Regions from separate parts of the Mus musculus genome. Here regions 1 and 3 are each linked to region 2. A link is a loop called in an ENCODE intact Hi-C map of the cell type or tissue named here. Cell type or tissue: heart. All regions are shown on one strand.

The links. Hi-C counts contacts between places; a loop is a spot of excess contacts. Peaks named below come from ENCODE experiments on the same cell type or tissue, not always from the same donor. Only the 100,000 strongest peaks of a DNase experiment are listed, where the experiment ranks them.
Region 1: it touches region 2 in a loop (4-fold over the local background); 6 of 42 quality-filtered maps call a loop at or near these places.
Region 3: it touches region 2 in a loop (2.4-fold over the local background); 11 of 42 quality-filtered maps call a loop at or near these places.

What each region holds. Positions count from the first base shown.
Region 1 is chrX:12,668,632-12,676,631 of GRCm38, reverse strand. 1810030O07Rik (RIKEN cDNA 1810030O07 gene) reads left to right here and starts at 2,993. Exons shown (of 7, transcript NM_175141.6): 1 at 2,993-3,306; 2 at 3,472-3,606; 3 at 6,986-7,105. The coding sequence starts at 3,091. It overlaps Med14 (mediator complex subunit 14), which reads left to right. Exons shown (of 31, transcript NM_001048208.1): 31 at 1-1,261. In heart, no CTCF peak of the experiment used is centred here; DNase peaks (open chromatin) are centred at 3,011 and 3,301; H3K4me3 peaks cover 1,542 bases; H3K27ac peaks cover 655 bases; H3K27me3 peaks cover 653 bases.
Region 2 is chrX:12,757,014-12,765,013 of GRCm38, reverse strand. Med14 (mediator complex subunit 14) reads left to right here and starts at 3,041. Exons shown (of 31, transcript NM_001048208.1): 1 at 3,041-3,547. The coding sequence starts at 3,315. Gm14634 (predicted gene 14634) reads right to left here and starts at 2,736. Exons shown (of 5, transcript NR_045852.1): 1 at 2,028-2,736. In heart, a CTCF peak has its summit at 3,164; a DNase peak (open chromatin) is centred at 3,123; H3K4me3 peaks cover 4,183 bases; H3K27ac peaks cover 4,133 bases; H3K27me3 peaks cover 1,747 bases.
Region 3 is chrX:12,835,976-12,843,975 of GRCm38, reverse strand. No RefSeq gene overlaps it. Among named protein-coding and RNA genes, the nearest start is that of Gm14634, 78 kb to the right of the region's middle. In heart, CTCF peaks have their summits at 3,958 and 4,160 (motif pointing right); DNase peaks (open chromatin) are centred at 3,575 and 5,935; H3K4me3 peaks cover 1,228 bases; H3K27ac peaks cover 1,767 bases.

The DNA.
Region 1 (8,000 bases), 88 kb after region 2:
TTCCCCAGCCCATTTGGGGTTGTTCTAAACAATCTCAATTTAATCTGTCGTCAGCAAGACAATAGGACGTTTTGCTGGTCACAACCTAGTCCAGTCATTTAAAAAGTCCACAGTGCAGTGCCTGTCCAGTGTTCAGTGGAGTTTCTGGCACTGGTACATCTCAATAGGATTTCTTTTTAAGAGTACTGTACTGTCTCTTGAAGCCAGTCAGGGACTTTTTAAACTTTAATGAATATGGTGTGATTCAAATGTCTTCTGATAACTTGATGTTATTTGGAGGAGTTTTTGTTTTGTTTTGTTTTGTGTGTTTTTTTAAATGATAATATCATGCTGAGTTATCTAGACAATGTATTATCCTTGATGAAATTTTAGATGTTTGTCTGATTACATTTTAAGATGATTGAGCTTCTACAAGTATAACCATGAAATTCTAGTTTTTTAAGTATCTTACTGCAACTGTATCATGTGTTCTCCTCAACTTGGCTTGAGTCTCCCTTGCAGTCAGAGTTGAGGCCTTCTTTGTCTTCTTTGTCTCTTTTCTGCTTTCATCTCCTGCTTTTCACCCAACTCTGCCACTGTTCCAGAGTAGGTGACTAAACTTTGATTCTTCCTTTAGCTTAACCTTTTTCTCCTTCTGTTTCCAGTTCTCTTCACAGTACTAATCACATGGGTTCGGCAATCTAAGATGTCTTGATCAGGAGTCAATCCTTTTCTATTTGGAGCTGAATCCTAGCTTTCATGTAGAAATCTACATGTATATACAAGAAATGTATTTTTATCTGCAGGATGATATTGTTTCAAATAATTTTATTAATAGAATTAACTTTTCAGGTATTTTCTCTTTTAAGTGTGGTTTTAAAATGTTAAATGAATTTTTATACATGATGCATTCAATGGCTACTTTTTTCCTAATTATAACACCTTTGAATGCATTGTGTAAATCAAGTAAGATAGGATTCAATGAACAGAATTTGATTTTGATGCTTATTAAGAGTAAACCAATGAATTTGAATTTTGATATCATGCTTGGTACTTGGAATTGGTATATACTTTATTAAAGCTTGGAAATACTTAGCATTTGAATCGTAACTTTCACCACGAACCATGTCTTTTGCCTCTTTTGTTAACCAGATTCAATCAAAGAAACTGGATGCCATAGTGATTTTTCTCTAGTAGGTGGTTTGGAACTTGATTTTAAGGTGTTTTCAATGTGATTTTAGTATTTACGGTAATAAATAAAATTTATACAAGTTTCAGAGAACTACCAACTCTCTTTGGTGAAGATGTTTTGGGTTGTAATCCTGGCTTAGTATTAGTTCAACCCTGAAAGAAGACATCAGTCCTGATTCACCCTTTTCCCTTTTACATCTACAAAAATTTCATTTCAAAAAGTATAAAAGGACTTTTCACGTTAAGAGAAAAGGGGGAATGTCATCAAAAATAAGGCCACTTAGTAACTGCAGGGACTGACTGTTGTTTGACAGTTAACGGACTTAAGGATAGGCATACATGGTTTTTCTGCCATGTTTTTCCCCTCCAAGAGAAATTCCAATTAAGCTTTTTCTTTCTTTTTTTAAACAAGACAGGGTCTTGCCATGTAGCCCAGGCTGACCTTGAACCTCCTAAGTCCAAGTGACCCACTTCTGAGTACCAGGAAAACAGGGCTGTTCCCTACTCCCAGGCCCCCCTTTCAGTTGTTCTTGATACAAAGTTCATACTTACAGAAAATGTTTTAGTCAGAAAAAGGAAAGTCCTAATGTAGACTTCATTCAGAGGTGGGTTTTTTTTGGAATTTTTGATTTGATTTGATTTGATTTGATTTGATGGGAATAGGGTATTTCCCATCATTTGCTTTGAATGGGTCTAATGTTGAGGTTAGTAAGACAAAATTGGTATATACTTTATTAAAGTATTACAGAGCCTGCCTACACTGACTGTACTTTGAGTCTTCAGATCATCACATCTGGTCTCTATTTTTTATAAATTGTCCCCACTTCCAACTGGCCAGTGGTTTGATAAAATGTCCAATAATGTAAACAGTGGATGAAAGAGCATATTTGCGTCAATATAAAATAAGTTAGCATTTACTCAAAGCTTAATGTGTGCCAGGCATCATTGTAAGTGTTCCCATCTGTATAAATGCTCCTCACCACACTGTGAGGTAAGTATTAATAACCTCCTCTTACAGATGATAAACCGAGTTACAAAGAAGGAAATAACGTCTTAATAATATTAAAATTAGGATCAGCCAAGATCAAAACACAAAAAATTGAGAGTTTGAGCCCAGAGCTAGTGGTCCTTACCATTGCCTGTGCAAGGCTTCTCTGTTTACAGTGTTCCTTCCGACTCTTTTGATTCCATACCACTTCAATATGTTTGCCAAGGTCAAAAAACCTCACTCAAAGCATCTAAAACATGTTTTCTCACTTGATGTTGACAATCTAATGCATTCTGGTCTGTGTAGCATATGGCTTCCCTGTGCAGCTGAAATAACCCTTTTCTGAGCTGTCCAAATCCAGGAAGTACATTATCCCTTTTGCTTCTTCCTGCCAGGTACTCTAGTTAAGGAGTTTCTGGTCCTAGTGTCACTTTAACATATGTACTGGGGAGCATGGCACACAATACAATAGGCCCCCTGCTTCAGGTGAGGGTAAGCATGTTATTGATACCCCGAATTTGCTGTTCAGTGGGTTTAGGGATGAGTTAATTTTGTAGAATTGCACAATGCAAGGAACATGTCATTCGAGAAACACACCTTGAGCATTCCTCTTTACAATAAAAAGGTCAGCACATCAGGAGGGGATCAGGTTGGTTAGAGGGTTGGCAGGGTATTCAGGAATAAAAATTAAAGCTTTAAAAGGATTAGTCTAAATGTTCCATGTCCACAAACCAAAGCGGTTCCTTTAAGCGGGGGTGGAGCTGCCACTTCCTGGAGCGGAAACAGTGGCCAGCCTCTAGCCTCTGAAGTGTACACCGCACAGTGACGCTAAACGTCTGGACGTTTTGGGGGTTGGGCTACGCCTGCGCTGCGTGGGAGCATCCCAGGGTGCTGCGCGTGCTTACCGCCGGCCCCGCCTTCAGGAGTAAGACATGGTGGTGTCGGAGCTGGCAGCCCGCCTCAATTGCGCCGAGTACAAAAACTGGGTGAAAGCAGGACACTGCCTGCTGCTGCTGCGCAGCTGCCTGCAAGGTTTCATAGACCGTGAAGTGCTCTCCTTTCACCGTGGACTGCTGGCTGCAGTCCCTGGCCTTGGACCCCATGCTACCTGCCGCGGCGGTTCCCGGTGCAGCCCGCGCGCTCGCCAGGTGAGCTGCTGACCCCGAACTCGGGCGCGTCTCCACAGCTTGTCCCCCTATTCCGTATGCTTGCAGTCTTTTTCCTTCCCGGGGCGGGACTGCTTCCTACTTCCGGGGTGTTCCTGTTTTGCTGCCCCGCCCACCCCAGTCCCTCCTCACCTCTGCCCTCTGTAGTTTCAGCCTCAGTGTCAGGTATGCGCAGAGTGGAAACACGAGATCTTGAGGCATCACATCAACAGAAATGGAGACGTGCACTGGGGAAATTGCAAGCCAGGCCTCTGGCCCAAAGACCCTTGGGAGGTAGCCAAGGTAAGTACTTGTAGCCTGGAGGAAAGCATATGAAGTTGCTCCTGGTGCCCCAGGGTGGAGGGTGGGTTTTGAGTGCAAGCTGGGACTTCAGAAAGTACAGAAATACTAGAAGATAGGTTGGTTCTCTGGGGTCTAGTGGCGTAGTGGTGAGGGGATACTAGAGTGGACCCATCTAAGCTCAGTAAAATAAACGCCTCTGTTTCTTCGCTTCCTGCAGGCACTTGAGTTTTATTGTAAGACGCTGTCTTAAAATAAGGGGAAAAACAATACAGGCTGAGAGACATGGAAGAACAGTTAAGGTTTACTTTACAGCAGACTTTAAAAAAAGGCTTACTTTTGCTGTGGCGTGCGTGCCAAGAGGATGCTTAGCTAAGGTATACATTTTTAGAAGGTAGAAATATTAGTTATGAGGTAGGGGTTGTTAGGCCTGTGTTTAGATTTTGTCACTGTGACTTAATGCCTAGTCTGATTGGGAATTTGCTTGGATTTCTTGATGTTGCCTGGAAGCTGTGTAGTGAGTGGAGGGAGGTGTCAGAAGTAGCTTCCAAATGCAAATTGACAAATTGCTTTACTATTATCTTGGTTTGTGCTAGCTAGTTTTCCGTCAGTTTGACACACCTGGCTTAAAACCACCTGGGAAGGAGGGAATCCAAATAAAGAAGACGCCGCCACAAGATCAGCTTGGAAGGGAACCCACTGCTGTCACTTCATTCTTGACTGAGCCTTAATGCCTCTCTCTGCACTTTGGTTCCTGGAGCTATCTGTTCCTGCCTTCCCTCCCCAAGCTCTTCTTCCCATTTCCCCTCCTTCACCCCAGCTCATGCTTCATGGAGTTGATGGAACCCCAGACACTGAGTTCCTTGTCCTTTCATTGAACCTATAACTCTGCATGTGTGTGTGTTTCTTCTTTTTGCTACAAAGTGACTTCCCATTTGCCCTGTCCCTCCACTTATATGTCGAATCTCATCCCTTAAATCTTTAGCTGTCCACTCTTCTGTTTCCTGGCTTATTCCCATCACCGTACGAATAGCTTTACCATTATCTTAGTTTGTGCTAGCTAGCTTTCTGTCAACTTGACACAAGCTAAAACATCTGGAGAGGAGGGAACCCAAATAAAGAAAATACCTCCACAAGGTCCCATTGCTAGCAAGCCGGTAGGACATTTTCTTTGATTGATATGAGGAGTGCCCAGCCTGTTGTGGGTGGTGCCATCCCTAGGCTGGTGGTCCTGGGTTCTATAAGAAAGCAGGCTGAGCAAGCCAGTAAGCAGCACCTTTCCATGGCCTCTGCATCAGTTCCTGCCTCCAGGTTCCTGCCCACAGTGATAGTTGCTTACAACTATCTGACTCAGAACCTCTGACTTACATACTTCATAGCTATATTTATAACCACTTGGAAAATACTTAGAAAATAAAATTGTTGGGAAGGGTTTTCTCTAAACTCCTACTGTCTCCCCATTTATCTATCAGCTGTCTTTACATCTACTTAGCAGAACTTCCTCAAGAGGACTTGATGCCTGGTACTCCTTAGCTCCCACATGTTCTTCAACTCATGCAACCCTGGCTCCTGGCCCTGGCCCTGGCCCTGCCCCTGCCCCGCATCTGTCCCTGACCTCTGTTCTCCAGCCTTCTCCCTCCTCTTTCCAAGGCTAGCAGTGTAACCCAAGACCTTACACATTCTAGGAAAACACGCTTAATCCTGAGCTACACCCCAACCCTGGGTTTATTGTGTCTTGGTTCTCCTTCCTCTACTTCTCAGCTATTAGGTTTGCAGGTATGCAGCATAGCTCCTAGCTTCATCGTTTTTACCTATCAGGCATGTACCACTCACCACCGGCACTTGGATTTAGACACTCCTGCCTTTGTGACATCTCTTCCTCCTCCTCTAGCCTCTCTGGCAATGACCCTTGCCCTTGTAATTCAGAGCTACAGATGTGCTTATTCCAGGTGTTTCCCTAACCCCTCTGCTGCGTCTCCTCAGCAGTTGGCATTTAGTTCTGCAGTGGGATTTACCTACCTGATTCCTTGCCAAATAATACTCTCCTTTCTTTCTTTTTTTTTTTTTTTTAAATAAACTGGCTTTTTTTTTTTTTTGGCTTGTGAAATGTCCTTAATTTGTTGATGTAGCCAACAAATTTCAAGTCCGCTATGCAAATGGCAGAAAGAATCTGTTCAACAATTAGCTTTTGAGCTCAGTTTCATAAGGCTATATGTGAAAATATTCTGAACTACAGGTATTAAATACTGAAAAAAATGAACAGTTTATTATAATTTATTTTATTTAACAAACTGGGAAGTTTGCAGCCATCAGCAGTTCCAGTGCAATTTCAGGTGCAATTGGGAATTCAGGTATTTCAGTGGAGCTGTTAGTATAGCGGACCTTGTAGGTAAACTACTCGCCCAGCATGGCCTGCCTGAGTTCATTTCTCCAGCTCCAGCCCCTCAGTGAAGAGGTAGCGGAAGGCTGTGGGACTTTCATAGGGGTTTCTCTGCTGTGTGTTTACTGAGTGACACATGTCGGTGTGCAGCGCTGTACGGAGGCAACAGAGGCTCCCTGTTAGCTTCTGATTTCAAAAGAAAGGGAATAATTACCAAAATAAAACTAATCTGTCAAAGACAATTAATTGTTTGTATTAGCAAGAACATATCGGGTAGAAGCTATTCTACACTGGGGATGTAAAGCTAGGCCAGTTTAGAGGCATTGATGGACCGTCTGTGTTTTCCCTTCAGCAACAGCTGAAACGGGCTGTTGGTTTGCTTTAGTCTCCTTATATTAGTTACCTGGGTACACTGATTTCTTTGTTAACCTCTGTAGCATCCCTAATAGAGAAATATGATGACCATGTGTTATATGTACACAAAATTCTTTTGACTTACGTGAGGCTCAAGCATGGTGTTTGTTCTCTTGGCATGACAGCTGAATAACCTTGAAAGCAACTCTCCCTGTGCCTACTGCCAGCCTTTGGAATATCAGTGTGAACAGTCCTGTAGAAAGCATCGGAGCTACTTCCTGACTGGATTGCTTCCAAACATTCCTTTTATAGTTCAGGGTGTTTGAAGCTATCCGGGCCTACCTATTGAGCTCCAGGAGAGCCAGGACTATAGAGAAAGACCTTATCTCAAAAAAGCAAAACAGAAGGACAAGAAGAAAGCCAGTTTATCAGCTCTATGCAATATTGCAGATGGATAGTGCAGCCCCGCCATTAATGCCCTGCTTAGGGGCGATAGAACTTGCATTTTGAAGTCATGGGGTTCTAGCTTGAAGCTTCACGGGATAATAGACCCTTGAAGTCATCAGTTAGGAAATTGGGAAAGAATTTGCCTCTATAATACTCAGAGTTCAGGGACACTCAGGTGACCTAGTACCTCTCTTACTATAGGCCTTCATGCCCCGAGGACTGGCAGACAAACGAGGACCTGAGGAATGTGATGCAGTTGCTCTTTTAAGTCTCATCAACTCCTGTGATCACTTTGTGGTTGACCGGAAGAAGGTCACAGAGGTAAGAGCTTTCAGACTCAGAACTGTCCACCCATGCAGTCTGGTCAACACTAGGAAGGCTACAAGGAACCTCCTGTGATAATAAGCCAGCCACACGGTTGTAGCTTAGCAGCACTCAGAACGGCAGTGGCAAAGAAAGACTTGAACCCAAAGTGGGCATCATGGACTAAGCAGCTCATGGACCTCATTTCATGTGTACTCTGTATGTCTGAGAATCAGACTGAGTGTTAGCAAGTGTAGCCTTACACTTCTCTGGAATTACTTTCCTGACAGTTGTTACTATGATTGTCTTAATCACTATTCTATTGCTGTGATCAGACACCGTGACCAAGGCCACTCATATAAAGGACAACACTTAATTGGGGCTGGCTTACAGTTCAGAGGTTCTGTCCATTTTCACCCTGGCAGGAACCATGGCAGCATGCAGGCAGACACAGTGCTAAAGAAGGAGCTGAGAGTTCTACATCTGGATTGGCAGGCAGCAAGAGAGAAACTTTGGGCTTGGAATGGGCTTTTTGAAACCTTAAAACCCACCCCCCAGTGACACACTTCCTCTGAGACCACACCTACTCCAACTAGGCCATACCTAATGCCATAGCCTATGAGCCTATAGGGTACATTTTCATTCAAAACATCACAGCGCTGTTGGCCATTTGAGTAGATGGAAGTCAGATTTATCTTCTCTGCCATAAACAAACGTAAAGAAATTTTCTGTATAAAAATAGGTCTGGGGCTGGAGAGATCGCTCAGCGGTTAAGAGCACTGACTGCTCTTCCAAAGGTCCTGAGTTCAAATCCCAGTAACCACATGGTGGCTCACAAACCATCTGTAATGAAATCTGATGCCCTCTTCTGGAGTGTTTGAAGACAGCTACAGTGTACTTATATATAATAAAT
Region 2 (8,000 bases):
ACTAGATTCTTGAACGTCCCATTCACAGTTGCCCATTGTTGGGTTAGTTGTACTGCAGACTATTAATCACTACAATAAATTCCCTTAGTACATAGAGACATTCTGTAAGTTCTGACTCTAGAGAACCCTGACTAATACAGTCTTCTAGAATGGACATGAATAAAAAGTATACAAATGATGAAGATGGTGAGCAAAAAGAACCCTTGTATACTGTTGGGGAGAATTCAAAATCTCCACAGGCACTTTGGAAAACAGCATGAAGGACCTAAAATCACTAAAGAGATTACTGAGTCAGTAATTAAATTTTCTGGGTATACATTAAAAGGGAATGAAATTACTATGCCACATATCTGCACAACTCTCACTTTTTTTATTTTTAATTTTTTTTTTTTTTTTTTTTTAAACAGCAAGTTTAATTTCTTTTTTTTTTTTTTTTTTTTTTTTTTACTTTTTTTTTTTTTATTTATTTATTATATGTAAGTACACTGTAGCTGTCTTCAGACACTCCAGAAGAGGGAGTCAGATCTCGTTAGGGATGGTTGTGAGCCACCATGTGGTTGCTGGGATTTGAACTCTGGACCTTCGAAAGAGCAGTCGGGTGCTCTTACCCACTGAGCCATCTCACCAGCCCTATTTTTAATTTTTGAGACAGGGTTTCTCTCTGTAGCTTTAGCTGTCCTGGAACTCATTCTGTAGACCAGGCTGGCTTTGAACTCAAAGAGATCTGCCTGCCTCTGTCTCCTGAGTGCTGGGATTAAAGGTGTGTACCATCACCACCATGCTAATGCTTTTTTATTTTTGAGGCAGGTTCTCATATACTCTACACTGGCTTTGAACTCATTAGGGCGTTGAGAGCATCTTTAGCTCCTGGTCTTCCTGCCTCTAATTCCAAAGTGTTTCAATTACAGCACTACACTGGACAAATACAGCATTATCCATAATAACCAAGATACAGAAATAACCTGTGTTTATCATGGAGAGAAATCAAATGGATAGAAAAGATGTAGCTGAGTGGCAGAGAATGATAGGCATAGCTCTATCGAGGTCCTGTGGTTTATCTTCAACACACCCACAAAAAAAATGTGTGTGTCTCATCATGTACAGTGTCCTAGCATTCAGGAGTGAGGCAGGGGGGATTTAGCTTACAGTCAGTCTGAGTTATACTGTGAGACTGTAGACATGTCTATTATATATCATACACAATGAAATGTCACCTGCAACAACATGTATGGATCAAGAGGACATTACATATTGTCAAATAAGACAGGCACACAAAGCCAGTATCTCTTCTCACTTCAAGTGGAATCTTAACAAGTCCAATTCACTAAAGCAACAGTAAATAATTTTTATCAGATGCTGAGGGCAGAGAAAAGGGAAATGTTGCTCAAAAGATACAATGTTTCAGTTAGGCAGCAATATGTTACATAGCGATGTTAGTTAATATCCCAGATATAGAATAACATCTCCTACAGATAAGAGTGAATTTTAGTTGGACATGAGGTGCACACCAATAATCCCAAATACTTAGGAGACTGAGGGAGGGGATCACAAGTTATCATTCTAATTTACATAGCAAGTCCCAGGTGAGCCTATGTCATTTAAGGAGAACCCAACTCAATAAAAAATAGCTGGGGATATAAAGGCAGAATGTTTGCCTACTATAGGCAAGGATTTGGTTGGATTCAATCCTTAGTCCTGCAAAAGGCAATGTTGTGGCAGGAGGTGGTGGTATATTCTAGCTGTCACCACAAAGAATAAAGTATGAGAGGTGATCAAAGTCAATGAGTCCGATTTGTTCATTCGGGAGTGTATTCATGCACTGTACCCCATAAACATATGCAATTTAACACTGTACCCCATAAATACATGATTTATCAATCTGAAAAATGGATGAGGTAGTGGAGGAGCTTGTGATCCCAATTACTTTGAGCTCAAGAGCTAAAAAATGCCAGCCCCGACAACACAGTGAGACCAAGAATCAAGAGCACTGCAATTGTACAAGTGGAGAACAAAGAGAATTGTCTAACCTTACGATCAGCATGAGCATCTGTTACACCTGCGAGAGATGAAGCTGCAAAACGATGTTTAGGTAGGGTCACAAAAATAGACGCTTTTAACAGTTAATTTTTCCGTGACTTGTGCGTGAGAATAGCTAGGTTACTAAACAAAAAACAAAAATAAACGCACACAAAAAAACTTTCGAAGCCCAGACATCACGAAAGACCAATTGCTTCCGAATCTATGGAGGTGGAGGGAACCCACAGACATGTTTAAAGGCTTGCAGTTCGTTTCAAACAGAAGCCAAGATTAGAAAACAGACAAAACATGTGGATTTTGGGAGAAAGAGGCTGTAGTTGGAAAGATGAAAACCCAGGCAGGATAGGGCGGCTACTGCAAGGGCAGGGACAAAAGCCAAGAACACCAGCAAAGGATTTAAGGACTACATGTGTTTCAATGTTGGGCTTTGGGTGACAGCAAAGGCGCGGCACACAGGAGACTGCATTCAAATGACGTTATTGTGTCGTTGCTCTTGTCCCACAATTGACAAAAAAAAAAAAGGAAAAAGGAAAAAAAGAGACTGTAACGTTTTCTCCCACGCGTCGCGCCAGGGTCGCCTATGGGCGGAGCGTGCGTTGGACAGTCACAGCGCGCGGTCGCCGCAGGCCGCCTTTTTGGGGCCCCGAGAGGAGAGACGGGTGGTTTCTCCGCCAACCCTTCTCCGTTCACCGTCCCGCTGCGGTCGCCTAGGCGGGGAAAAAGAGCGCTTAGGGACCACTGACGTTACTGTGACGCGGCCGCTGGACTGGCGGCGCGGCTTCCGGCGCCTTGCGCCCACCCCCCTTTCCGCTTTCCCGCCCACGCACCTCCTGGCTCCGCCCCTCTCCCACGCACCCCCTCCTCCTGTCCCCCAGAACAGCACAGCGCGGGGAACGGTCGCAGGTTGCCTTTGGAAAGGGCCTCCCGCGGGTTCCCCTTCCGTTCTGCCTGGCGACTTCCGCTCTCGGCCCAGCAACATGGACGCTATAACCCGCCGGCCGGGCGGCCGCTGAGCAGTCGCGGAAGCTTCCCCACTTGAGTGGCGGCCGGCCCGCCTCTCTGCCCTCCCGCCCCACGCTCGCCTCCCTGCGGCCGGCCGGCCCGGCCCTACATGGGGGCGGGCCTCCGCAGCTTGGGCTCGGCTTCCTGTTCAGAGGCGGCCTGGCGCTAGGCGGCGGCCACTCTGCCCGCGCCCGCCTCGGTGCGGTCACCGAGCCCGGGAGGAGGCTCCAGGGCCGCATCTCAGGCGGTTGCCCCGAGCCGGGCTGTACGCCGCCATGGCCCCAGTGCAGCTGGACAACCACCAGCTGATCCCTCCTGGCGGCGGCGGTGGCAGCAGCGGCGGCGGAGGCAGCAGCAGCGGCTCCGCGTCTGCCCCGGCTCCCCCGCCGCCCGCAGCCGCTGTGGCGGCGGCAGCTGCGGCGGCAGCTAGCCCTGGATACCGGCTTAGCACGCTCATCGAATTTCTGCTCCACCGGGCCTACTCGGAGCTTATGGTGTTGACGGACTTGTAAGTGCTGCGAACCCATGCCTGCTTCCCGGCTCCTCACTTGCCCTTCCCGCCTTCAAGAGAGGCTTATGCTTGCCATTTACTGAGCTAGGCTGCTGAGCGTAGAATTTGGAAATTCATGGGGTTTAGGTTCTGGGGACAGGGAGGAGGTAACTATTGGGGATCTGGTTGACGATGAAAGCACGGAGACTGGTTAGTTTCGCATGTTAACACTTGCGCTGAAGATTGTCTTTGGGATTTTTGTCTTGAGTTCCCAACAGAAGTGTATTAATTTCTATGTGGAATATTTTCTAAAAACCTAAGTCGAAGAGTAAGCATTGAGGACTACGTAGAATTCGAACTGAACGGGATTTTCAACGAAGGGAAATGTTTTACATCTTTTTTGACAATGTTTTAAATGAAGGTTGCAATTGTTTCTCTTAAAATGCCGGAGGTCGATTCTGTGTAAAACAATTACATTATAAATTCTGATTCTTTCTGCAACATTTGAAAGCGTGTTAAGTCTTTATGGATGTAGTGAAAGTAGAATACTTTTTTTCTAATGAGCCTCCGGGTTTCAGTCTAGTTACCTATGAAATGCCTTGGGGCGTGATTAGGGTGTTAATACCTTCAGAGTACAAGCCGACTACACGGATGGTTCACTATGTGAATAAAAGGTACTAGGAAAATTTGAAACTCTTTAGCATCTTCTACCTGAGGTCCATAAAAGTTTTCTTTTTACCTATTGTTAGGCTCCCTCAGGTTTCCAGGGAAATACGTTAGTATGTAGACGCTAGGATGTATCTTGCAATACTTTGTTACTGGAGAATTACATTGTACATGACTAAAAGAATTAGGGCGGGCTTCACTTACTCTTGTAAAACATTCCCTTTCAGTTTTGATGTACAATATTTTATTGAATGAGACAAAGCTTAACCTTATCAAAAGTGGTGGCGGTATTACTATTCTCCTTACTATTGAGACGGGGTCTTCCTGTGTAATCGGGCTGGTCGCTAACCTTCAGTTCTGGCTCAGCCGCTTTAGTGTTGGGATTACAAGTATGAGCCACTACACCTGGCTGAGATTTTTTTTTTTTAACACACGATTTCCTCATCTAGTAAGAGCTAGGATTACAGGTGTGTGTACGTCCCTCACCCCGTATGGCTTCTGACTGAGTGATCTGTCAAGCTTAGTTCTTGTAGTAATGTACGTATATTGCATGTGTTCATAAGAATTCAAGACAGTTTAATATATGTCCTGTGCGTAGCTGTGGTAAAAAGACTGATCATGGATCATGTGATTGGTTTTCTGTAAAGAATTTGTAAAAATGTATTGAATTGTGTTCTATTTTTAATTTTAGGATTTAGTTTATGGAGAGAGATCTGTTTTATTGATATAGAATAATCTATGTTTAGTCCCCCCCCCCCATCATTTGTATGACTCCTAAACATATCTCAAGCACAGCCCTCAGCTGAATTCCACATTCTGTGTCCAGATCCTTACAGCTCAATATCTAACCCAGAAGCTGTGTTCAGTGAAAAATAAGAGATTTGTGGCCCAGGGTTTCGGAAGGTAAAAGCAAGAGGATCACAAGCTTTAGGCCAGACTCAAAGTACAAAGTGAAACTCTAGTTTCAAAAAAGATTCCATAGCCAAACATGGTGGTGCATGGCTTTAATCCCTGCAGAGGCCCCACGTGCATGCCAGTCTTACGTTTGAGACTAGCCTGGTCTATATATAGCCAATTCTAGGACATTGAGGGCTACATAGTAAGACCCTGTCTCAGACTAACCACCCCCCCACCCCCGTCTAGAAAAAAAACCACAGGGAAAAAAATGTTTAGAATCGCTTCTCTATGAGAGAGAGCATAAAATTTGTGGCTAAACCAGGATACCTTTGAACATGGGGAAAATGTTATAAATATAGTAGTGTATATCTGTAGCCCTAGCACTTCAGAGGTCAAGGCAGGAGCATCAGAAATTAAAGAACAGCCCGTAGGCAACATAGGAAGTTTGATGTCAGCTTGGGTTGCCTGGCATTATATTTCAGTAGTAATAATGATAATGCACATTGGTTAGGGAATGTAGCCTAGTGGTAGAGCGCTTGTTAGGTCCTGACTCCCTCTCTCCAGTGCTACACATTTTTTTTTTTTAAAGATAGAACAGCAAGCCTACACTGGGACTACGCTGTACCAACCAGAACATCTTTAAGGCCTTGGGAACTTTGCCTTACCTACTTTACTTGTTTAATTCATATGCTAATAGTCTCATTCTGTTCTGTCAACCTTCTTGCTGTTTCTCATAGTTCTTCACACAATTTACAATTGGATAATAATGCCTTTTGTTCTTTTTCCAGAAATATAAGTGGTTTTCCTTCTCTTTTCCTTTAGGTCTTAGCTCACATAGAACATAGATCAAAGACTTTCTCCAAGTGCTCACAGAATAGTATTTGCACCCATCCTCCTCTTTTGTTTTCTTTTTTTCCTACAGTGCTCATTCCTTGAGACATCATTAACATATTGTGCCTTCTCCTTGGAATAGGAAATTCAGGAGAACAAGGATTTTGATTTGTTTTGCTTTTCCACATGACAAGACCAATGCCTGGCATGTACTTGGGGGCTTTTATTTAGTACACGAATGAACGAATTTTCAGATATGTCTCAATTTTTTTTTTTTTTTTTGTTTTTGGAGACAGGGTTTCTCTGTGTAGTCCTGGCTGTCCTGGAACTCACTTTGTAGACCAGGCTGGCCTCGAACTCAGAAATCCGCCTGCCTCTGCCTCCCGAGTGCTGGGATTAAAGGCATCAGCTATGTCTCTTAAACCATTGATGATTATGGGAAAAGCAAGTGCTATTCTTGATACTTAAAACAACAACAACAACAACAACAAAACCCTTTCCAATTAAGTGTCAACTAAGATGACAGGGTTTTGTTTCTGAGACAGTTTTACTCTTCTCTAGGTTAGGTTGGCACAGAACTTTGTATATTTTTCTGCCAGCATATTTAGGTGATTTGGTTTAGCATCAAATTTCTAGATTTTTTTTTTTTTATGCCTGTTCACCTCCAACATACACCGATGCTTTCTGCCTTAATATTTTAGGGGCATAGATTCTATTCTTTGCTTTTTACCGCTTGTTTGTTTGTTTGTTTGTTTTTGAGACAGGGTTCTCTGTGTAACCCTCCCTGACTGTCCTGGACTCGGATTTGTCGACCAGGCTGACCTCCCAACTCCTGTCTGCCTCTAACATGGCCTGGGATTAAAGGTGTGAGCCACCACACCTTTGAACCTTTTAAGGTCAGAAAATGGACATAAACGTTTACTAAAATGTGGCATAAATATGCTTGTTCTGTACTTTTTTTCTTTCATCATTTGTATCTAAGAGCTTTTTCTCCATGTGGTGGGTTTTCATAAAGGAATTTAAAATAGAAGTGTAAGCATTGGGAGAAAAGGGAGGCAGGCAGCAAGTCCCGTCTTTTGTTTTAGAAATGCGGACCTTTGTTGGTGGGAGCTGATCCTTTCGGGTCTCTGGGGACAGGTAGGAGCTGGAAGGATGGTTTCTGCCTTCCTATTTACCCCTGAGCTCTACTCTACCCCCATCCCCCAATCCTCACTTTTGTCACTCTTGAGAACAAGGCTTCTCTGGGAGTACTGTGAGGGACTTTTATCATGTAGAGGAACTTTTCCAGGGCCTGCTTTTATTTGCAATCTTTGAGACTGGGTCTTACTTCACACATCTTTGGCTGGCCTTGAGGTGTAGTCCTCTCCTCTCAGCCTCCCAGGTGCTTACGATCACAGGTGTATGAGGTACCATATCTGGTTCTTATTTGTAGCCTTATAATAGGCCCTTAATTTCTACTTGGCTTTGTGATATACTAGCCTTTTTAGTCTCTACTTAGTTTAAGCCTTCCCCTGCCCCGGACCTCTGGCTTGGTGTTCATCAGTGTCCTAAAGCCCACCTCTCTCCTAGAAATTGAACCCTGGAATGTGCTATGCAGGTTCTTTACCACTGACCTATACATACCCGTACTCCCTGCCTAGGTTCTCTTTCATTCTGCTCATACCTGTAGCTTCCATCTACCTCAATGTCTTCCCTGAGAATAAGACAACTCACTTTAGTAGTTTCCCCTCCCTCTATTCTTTCCTGTTTGGGTGGTTGTGTATGTGGGGGGAAGAACATTAAGCAGCTGGGTGCATTTTTCAGGATCTGATAATTGCTGGGCAGGTTTGACAGGTATTCAGGCAATTGAGTCTTGCACCATGAGCTAGAAGATACTGGAATGCTGGGGGGCGGGGGGGGTGTTCAGAAATCTGTTTCAGACCTTTCCAAGCATTAATGGAGTAGTATAATTTATGAAGGAGAAAGTTAACATAGGTTGCTAGCAATCAGTACTGAAGAACTAGCAAAAAGGAAATAAACACTATTGGAGCTACTTAAAAATAGTATAAACCCTTCATCTAACCACCATGCAAAGTTA
Region 3 (8,000 bases), 79 kb before region 2:
GGAGTAGATTTGATTAATATACATCATATGTCTATATGAAATTCTTGCTGGGCAGTGGTGGCGCATGCCTTTAATCCCAGCACTCGGGAGGCAGAGGCAGGCAGATTTCTGAGTTCGAGGCCAGCCTGGTCTACAACATGAGTTCCAGGACAGCCAGGGCTGCACAGAGAAACCCTGTCTCGAAACAAACAAACAGAAGGAAATTCTCAACAATTTAAAAAAAGAAGGAAGGAAAGAAAAACGTGTCCTGTGTCCCGCTTCCTGCTCTTTCTCTCTCTGCACTCTTTTCTGTTCTTAACAATTATTTTATTTTAGGTACATGAGTGACTTGTGTGTGTGTGTGTGTACCATGTGACTGCCTGGTGTCCTCAGAGTTCAGAAGAGTCTATCAGATTCCTTGGAACAGGACTTACAGATGGTTATAAGGCACCGTGTGGGTGATGGGAACCAATCCTGGATCCTCTATAAGAACTAGTGCTCGAAACTGCTATGCCATCTCTCTAGCCCTTCCTCTGTATTTTTAATACATCAACTCAGATTCATATTTGGCTCACTCTGAAATCCATCTTTGCAAAAGCCATGAATCCTGGTGGGGATTCTGGCTAGGGATTTCTGAATGCAGCTCTTCAGGCAGCTGCCCACCTGGGATGGAGCTGGGCATCTATTTCAGGAATAAGAGTTTCTTAGTTTCAGCCCGGGCAGTGGTGGCGCTCGCCTTTAATTCCAGCACTTGGGAGGCAGAGGCAGGTGGATTTCTGAGTTTGAGGCCAGCCTGGTCTACAAAGTGAGTTCCAGGACAGCCAGGACTGCACAGAGAAACCCTGTCTCGGAAGAAAAAAAAAAAAAAAAAGAGTTTCTTAGTTTCTTGAAAGCTCATATCAGTGGGTTACGGATGTGGCTCAGTGGTAAACTGGAGGCTTACCCTGCACCAGGGAACCCTGCATCTCTTTAGCCCGAAATAAACAGACAAATACATATAATTAAAAAAAATTATACAGTGTAACCTGCCAATCAAACTCCTGGTATTTATCCTAGAAGAAAGAAGGTTCCCGCCCATGCAAAGCCCATACAGAAATGTTCATAGCACCCATCTATAATAACCTAAAACTAAAAGCAACTAGGTTCTACCTCAGCAGATAAGTGGCCAGCCAGAATGTGGTACTCTGGACCACGTCATTTTCACTAGAACAAGTATTCTCCCTGGTTTTAATTATTTTGGGACAGGTTCCCATATAGTCCTGGGGTGGCTGAGGCTAGCCTTTAACTCTTGATCTTCCGGCCTGTACCTCCTAAATGCTAGGATAACAGTGTGTAACAGCATACCTGACTTATTCAGGGCTAAGAATCAAACCTAGAGCTTTGTGAATGTTAGACAAAGCACTCCACAAAAAGACCTATAATCTTTACTTTGATGTAGGCGAAAATTATTTTATTAATAATATTTAAACAATTTATTTTTATTGTGATGGATATATAAGTTTACACAAAGGACCAAATCATGCAGACACCTAAAACTACATCCAGTACCATGTTCAAGAGCTCACACATTCACACCCAAGTAACACTGGAAAATGTTATTTTCTTCCTTTTAAAAAGTGTGTGTGTGTGGGGGGGGGGCTGGTGAGATGGCTCAGCGGTTAAGAGCACTGACTGCTCTCCCAAAGGTCCTGAGTTCAAATCCCAGCAACTACATGGTGGCCCACAACCATCTGTAACAAAAATCTGATGCCCTCTTCTGGAGTGTCTGAAGACAGCTACAGTGCACACACATATAATAAATAAATAAATAAATAAATAAATAAATATTTTTTTAAAAAGTGTGTGTGTACGTGCGTGCGTGCTCGTGCAAGCACTTGTACATGTGTGTATGTGAGTGTGGAGGTAAGAGGAGGACACAGGGTATTCCCCTCCATCACTATGTGCCATATTTCCTTGAGACATATTCTCTCAATGAGCCTAGATTTGGGCTGAGAACCTCCAAGCCCTGGTAATCCTCCACCCATCCCCACCCCCACCCCCAGCACTGAAGTCAAGTGTATATGGCCACATCCAGGCTTAAAAAATAATTGTATGAGCCGGGCATGGTGTTGCACGCCTTTAATCCCAGCACTTGGGAGGCAGAGGCAGGCGGATTTCTGAGTTCAAGGCCAGCCTGGTCTACAGAGTGAGTTCCAGGACAGCCAGAGTTACACAGAGAAACCCTGTCTCAGAAAAACCAATAATAATAATAATAATAATAATAATTGTATGTATGTGTATGACGTGTGTTCATGTTTATATGTGAGGGGACACACATATGGAGGTCAGAGGACAACTTTGGGTGACTTTCCCCCTTGTGACTTATAGTGACATTGGAAGCCTATTAAAGGAAAACTATTCTTGGTCAGGAGAATGGAATCTCTCTCTGGGTAGAGACATGGCATTGTCCCTTGAATTAATCCAGTTGGCCTGCTTATTATATAATCCAGTGCTCTGGCCAAGGACCACCCCTCAGGAAGTCGGGTTCACTGGATCTATGCTAGAGAGACAGGTGGAATAATGAGCCCTTTAATCAGCTGATGTATTTTCCCTCCCCAAAGCAGTTGCTAAGGAGCTTCCATGAAGTCTATCAAAGTATAAATTTTCCTTTTTCTTCTTCTTCCTCCTCCTCCTGTTCATGGAGCCTAGGTAAGACTGGTCTACACAGTTCCAGGAAAGGCAGGGCTACGTACAGAGACCCTGTCTCAAAGCGGGGCAGGGTCAGAAAAAGGAGTTTTAGTCAACTTGACCACCTTGGGAAAAGGGACAAAGAAATCTGTCCTCTGTTCTTGTGTCGTCATGCTTCCACTCCCATCCTCCACTGCTTCAGTCTCTCCAGCAAGGTCACCTGACAAGACAGAACCTGGTCTCCATTTCAGCTCTCAGCCTTCCCTTTTCTGAGTATGAGGTTCCTAGGGAAATTACAATGTTAAGAGTGTCTGTTGTTTCAATAGTCTGTTTGCTACAATGTCTCTTTCCAATATCCTCTTTCCTGCCTAGCAGGCTGGCTACAAATGGGTGGTGGTTAGGCGGGGTGGTGGTACGGTGGTGGTGATGGTGGGATATTCCTGGGGCACACCTTTCCTCCATTCCAAGAAACCGACCATGGTCACTAGCTGCCCATCAATTTAGTACCAGATTCTCAGACCGGACTAAGGAGATCAGTCCGTGCATTTGATTTCAGAAACCGTGAGACTGGAGGTCATCGTGCCCCTTTCACTGGAGAAATGGTGGGAAGAAAGAAACGCGTCATTACAATCGTTAAGGCTGTCTCTTTGTCCTTGGTGATACAAACTAGTTTGCTGAATTGGCTGCTGTAATGAAAAAGGGGGTGGGGGGAGAGATTGAGATTTTTCCCAAGCGTGGGAGGTAATTACTGGAGAAAGGTTGCGCGTCTGCGGCGAGCAGGTTACACCACACGAACAAGAAAAACGCGGAGCATTTTTCTAGCTAATAATGCCCATCCAAAAGCAAAGGGTGGGAGGACCCTGCGGCCCCGCAGGCCTGTGCTGCCGACAGCAAGCTGCTTGGACTGGATCCAGGATGCTGCTGGCAGCTGCCCATTGCTCACACGGAGGGGGAAGGGGTGGAGACTCAGCTGGAGCAGGAACAGGGCTGCAGCTCCTTAAACGCCCCAGCTTTTGCAGGCATTGTCATTCCAAATCCCAGCTCCCTTAGGGACTTCGTCCAAGAACTCAGGCTGGCTGTCTTTGCTATTTAGGACTAAAATAAAATTCCCTGCTTCTGTAGGATGATTTGGTAGTAGCTCTGCGTAAATCAGCTTCTAGCCCTTTAAAATTTTTTCGTTCTTTTCTTCTCTCTGGTCTGCAACAGATGCTTGAAATTCCTCTTTGGCAAAAGGAATTCTCCTTTGCAGCCTTCGCTTTTAAATGCAAATAAGGCCGTGTGGGGAAAGTGAATCGGTTTGTCTGAGGATAGCATGTGGATGCTTGCACAAACATAACACGAAATGAAAATGTTGTAAAGGGCTTTATGGGGGGGGGGTCTGCCTGCAAGACCACCACCAGTCTAGCCCGTTGGCAGAATAATTCCATTTGGTCACATGCTCACTTAGGCACTTTTTTTTTTTTAAATCACTTTCAATTATGTCTGTAAACGCCAAGTGCAGGTGCTCTCAGAGGCCAGAAGAGGGCATCAGATCTCCTTTAAGCTGGAGCTACTGGTAGTTGTTGGGGAAAGGAACTCCAGTCCTCTGTAAGAGAAGTAATATTCTTAACCACTGAACCATGTCTCCAGCCCTCCCCAAACTTTCTAATTAAGGGTTACTAAGTACAATAAGTTTGAGATAAGAACTGCCCCACCCCCTGGCATACCACACCTCCCCGTGGGCATGGGGTGGGGGGGTCCGCTCTCGAAAACACACACACACACACACACACACACACACACACACACACAGTTCCAGTCGCTGAGCCAGGCCCTGCAGGTACAAAGAGATGGTTCCTCACAGAGAGGTTCAGGGAATCAAATGTGTAAAGAGAGGGCAGTTACAGTATCAGGTTTCTGTTAGAACCATGCTGACCTGGCACATGCAGTGGAGACTGGGTTAGGTAGTCACAGAAGGCTTCTTGGAAAGGGCATGTCCTAGTGTTAGAGAAGCGATATGCTTTCTCAGTGAGAAATCAGTCCTCAAACTAGAGGTGAATGAAAGCTCTTTAGTAGCGGTTAGCCAATTGGGGTTAATGCCCAAATAAGAACTGACCCCCATCAGAAGGTTTCTATAAACTTTAGGATTATACAGTCCATGAACATTGTCATCCTTAAATCTTTTTTGAGTCCTAGCTCCAGGTTACACTTTAAACAATTTAAACACAGACAGGAGACTGTAACTTTGGTCCCTTAGGCAGGGAAGAGGTTCACACAGCAAAGATACTGCATATTGCTAGAATTATTTTTAAGTACACCAGTGGTCTTTCTTTCTTTCTTTCTTTCTTTCTTTCTTTCTTTCTTTCTTTCTTTCTTTCTTTGAATAATTGTTCCAGGTGGGTCATCTTGTTAGAGGTATTCTTTGGGAATGAGAATCAGGGATTAATGACTGGTTGTATATCAGAGGTGTCTCCTTGTTGGGAATAGGGTCTAATATCTGGAAAAAAAATTTACACCCTAGTATCCTAAATTTGTTTGTTTTTCAAGTCAGGGTTTCTCTGTGTAGCTCTGGCTGTCCTGGAACTCACTCTGTAGACCAGGCTGGCCTCGAACTCAGAAATCCTCCTGCCTGCCTCTGCCTCCCAAGTGCTGGGATTAAAGGCATGCACCACCACTGCCCAGCTCAAATCAAACTCTTGTGTGAATCTGTTTTGTGGTGTGATCTTTGCATTACCTTAGCCCTGACCTGCCAAGATACTTCTCTGCCAAAACCCTAAGAGGCCTGGTTCACATACCTCCGGTATTTTGGAGGCAGTGCTCCCTTAGCTAAATTCCATGTCTCCTAAGCAAATCTATTAACAAATTCTTTATAACACCATTTGTATTTGTTTTGAACTTTGATCTCATTAGTGTGGCAGGAGATCAAACTGGAGACTACATCAAGATTAACATAAAGGTTAATCTTAGCGCTCCAGAGGCAGAAGCAGGCTCATCTCTTATTTTGAGGCCAGCCTCTTCTACTTAGTAAGTTCAAAGCTAGCCAGGACTACATAGTAAGACCCTGCTAAAAGAGAAAGGAGTGAGGAAGAGGAGATTAACTCATAAAAGAAGCCAGTTGGGGAAAAAAAAAAGGCAGGAAACCCTTCTCTACTTCAGCTTCACACAGCTAATGAAGAATGTTTATGGCAGGTTGCAAAGAAAGACTGCAAACCTTCTAAGGGACTAGAAATTAGCCAGTCTGAGGCAGCCAGGGAGAGGAACCATGATTACATAATAAATGTGGCAAACGTCCAAGATGGCTGCCTTCTGCCTCACCCCACTGACCTGCTGGCAGCTTAAAATAAAGGCCTGGTGGGCTTTTTTTCCTCCAGCCAGTAGGGCCCCCTCCTGACAGACTTACTTGTTTAACAAGCTCAAGGCCAGATCAGCACTGTTTATATCAAAGATTTGGGCTTATCCTTTCCAATTGACCAGCAGTAAATTGGGGGGTGTGTGTGTGTGTGGGGGGGGGAGCCTTACAAGAACAAAGCAGGAAAGTCCTCCAGGAAAGACTGGACTGTGAGCGTCCAGAGGGCCCTCCCTGCTGGATTTCTTCTCTTGTCCCCAATTAAAAGCCAGTCTTCGGCAGCTCATTTTCTCAGCAGTGTTGGAGATTTTCCCTGATGCATTTGATGGTAGCTTATAGATGATTCTACTAGGTTCCTGCCAGGGACCTAGCACGTGCCACTGCCCCCTACCCCTGTGCTTCTGTTCCAGGCCCACACTCCTCTCCTCTGTCCTTCTCTGTGCCACCTCCTCTTCTCTGGCCTCATGGCTCTGCTTGCAGCTGTCGGTCTTTCCCAGGTCCTCACATCTTTCCCTTCCCCCAATAAACTCCCTTTGTACCAGCTCTGTTGCATGGGAGTCATTTCTCAGGGGCATGCCTTGGCATGGGCCTGCCAGGTACCCCTTGCCACATTATAGTTGATAACACTTGAGATTTTCCCTGACATTTGTTTAAATGACAGAGAAAACAAACCCAATCAAGATCCCTAGAGGGACCAGTCATCCCTGAGCTGGAGGAGAGAGAGGAGGAAATCCCTGGAACTCACCATCAAGTGATAGAGAAGAAAGAGTAAAACCACTGACGTTAAAAAGGAATTACTACTGGGCGGTGGTGGCGAGCATGCCTTTAATCCCAGCACTCAGGAGGCAGAGGCAGGCGGATTTCTGAGTTCGAGGCCAGCCTGGTCTACAGACTGAGTGCAGGACAGCCTGAGATACACAGAGAAACCCTATCTGGGAAAAACCAACAACAAATAGACTTGTCTTCTGCACACCCAAGGCTGACCTATTGAACCCTGCCTAAGGGGGTGTGGAGAAGCACCTCGTGTACACAAATAAAAAACCTTAGCCAGGCGCATGTTGGCGCACACCTTTAATCCCAGGAGGCAGAGGCAGGGGAATTTCTGAGTTCGAGGCCAGCCTGGTCTACAAAGTGAGTTCCAGGACAGCCAGAAACCCTGTCTTGAAAAACCAAACCAAACCAAACCAAACCAAAAAACCCAGAAGCTCTCAGTTCATTTGCTATGATGATTTGAGTCAGTGGTCTTTCTCCCCCATCTTTGAGATCACCATTTGCTTAGGAGACATTAGCTCACATATAGTAGAATTGAGCTAAGGGACAGTGCCTCCAAATTATCCCAAGGATAAGTAGTACACAAACCAGGCCTGTTAGAGACCAGGCCAGGATGGAAGCATTAGTTCACTGACCAGCCATTAGGTTCCATTTTCACAACAAAGAACATGCCCCTACCAGGCAGCTCGAGGGGGCAGTGCAGGCCTGCCTGTCTTAAAGAATCTAGTTCTGTTCTTGAGAAAAGCATGATTTTGTTAGGTGGGCAAGAGGACCTCAGGTGACAACTATTGGAAAAAGTACACTGGTGTACTTAAAATAATTCTGGCAGTATCTCCATGTGCCTTAATGGCCAGACTTGCAGTCTCCTGTCTCTGCTTAAATTATTCAAAGTATAACATGGGGCCAAAACCTAAAAGAGCTTTAAGGATGACAGCATACATGGACTACCCAAGCTTAAGGTGTATATAAGTTCGAAAAATCATCTATTCAAGGCCAGCTCTTCTTTGAGCATGTGGTAGCTTAAAAGAAGATGGCCCCAAAAGGCCCACAGGCAATGGCACTATTTAGGAGGTGTGGCCATGTTGGAGTATGTCCCTGGGGGTGGACTTTCAGGTCTTAAGACACTCAAGCTAGGCCTAGTGGCTCATTATCTCTTCCTGCTGTCTCTGGGTCCAGTTGTAGAGCTCTCAGCCCCTTCTCCAGCACCATGTCTGCCTGGACTCTGCCATGTTTCTGCCATGACCATATGGACTGAACC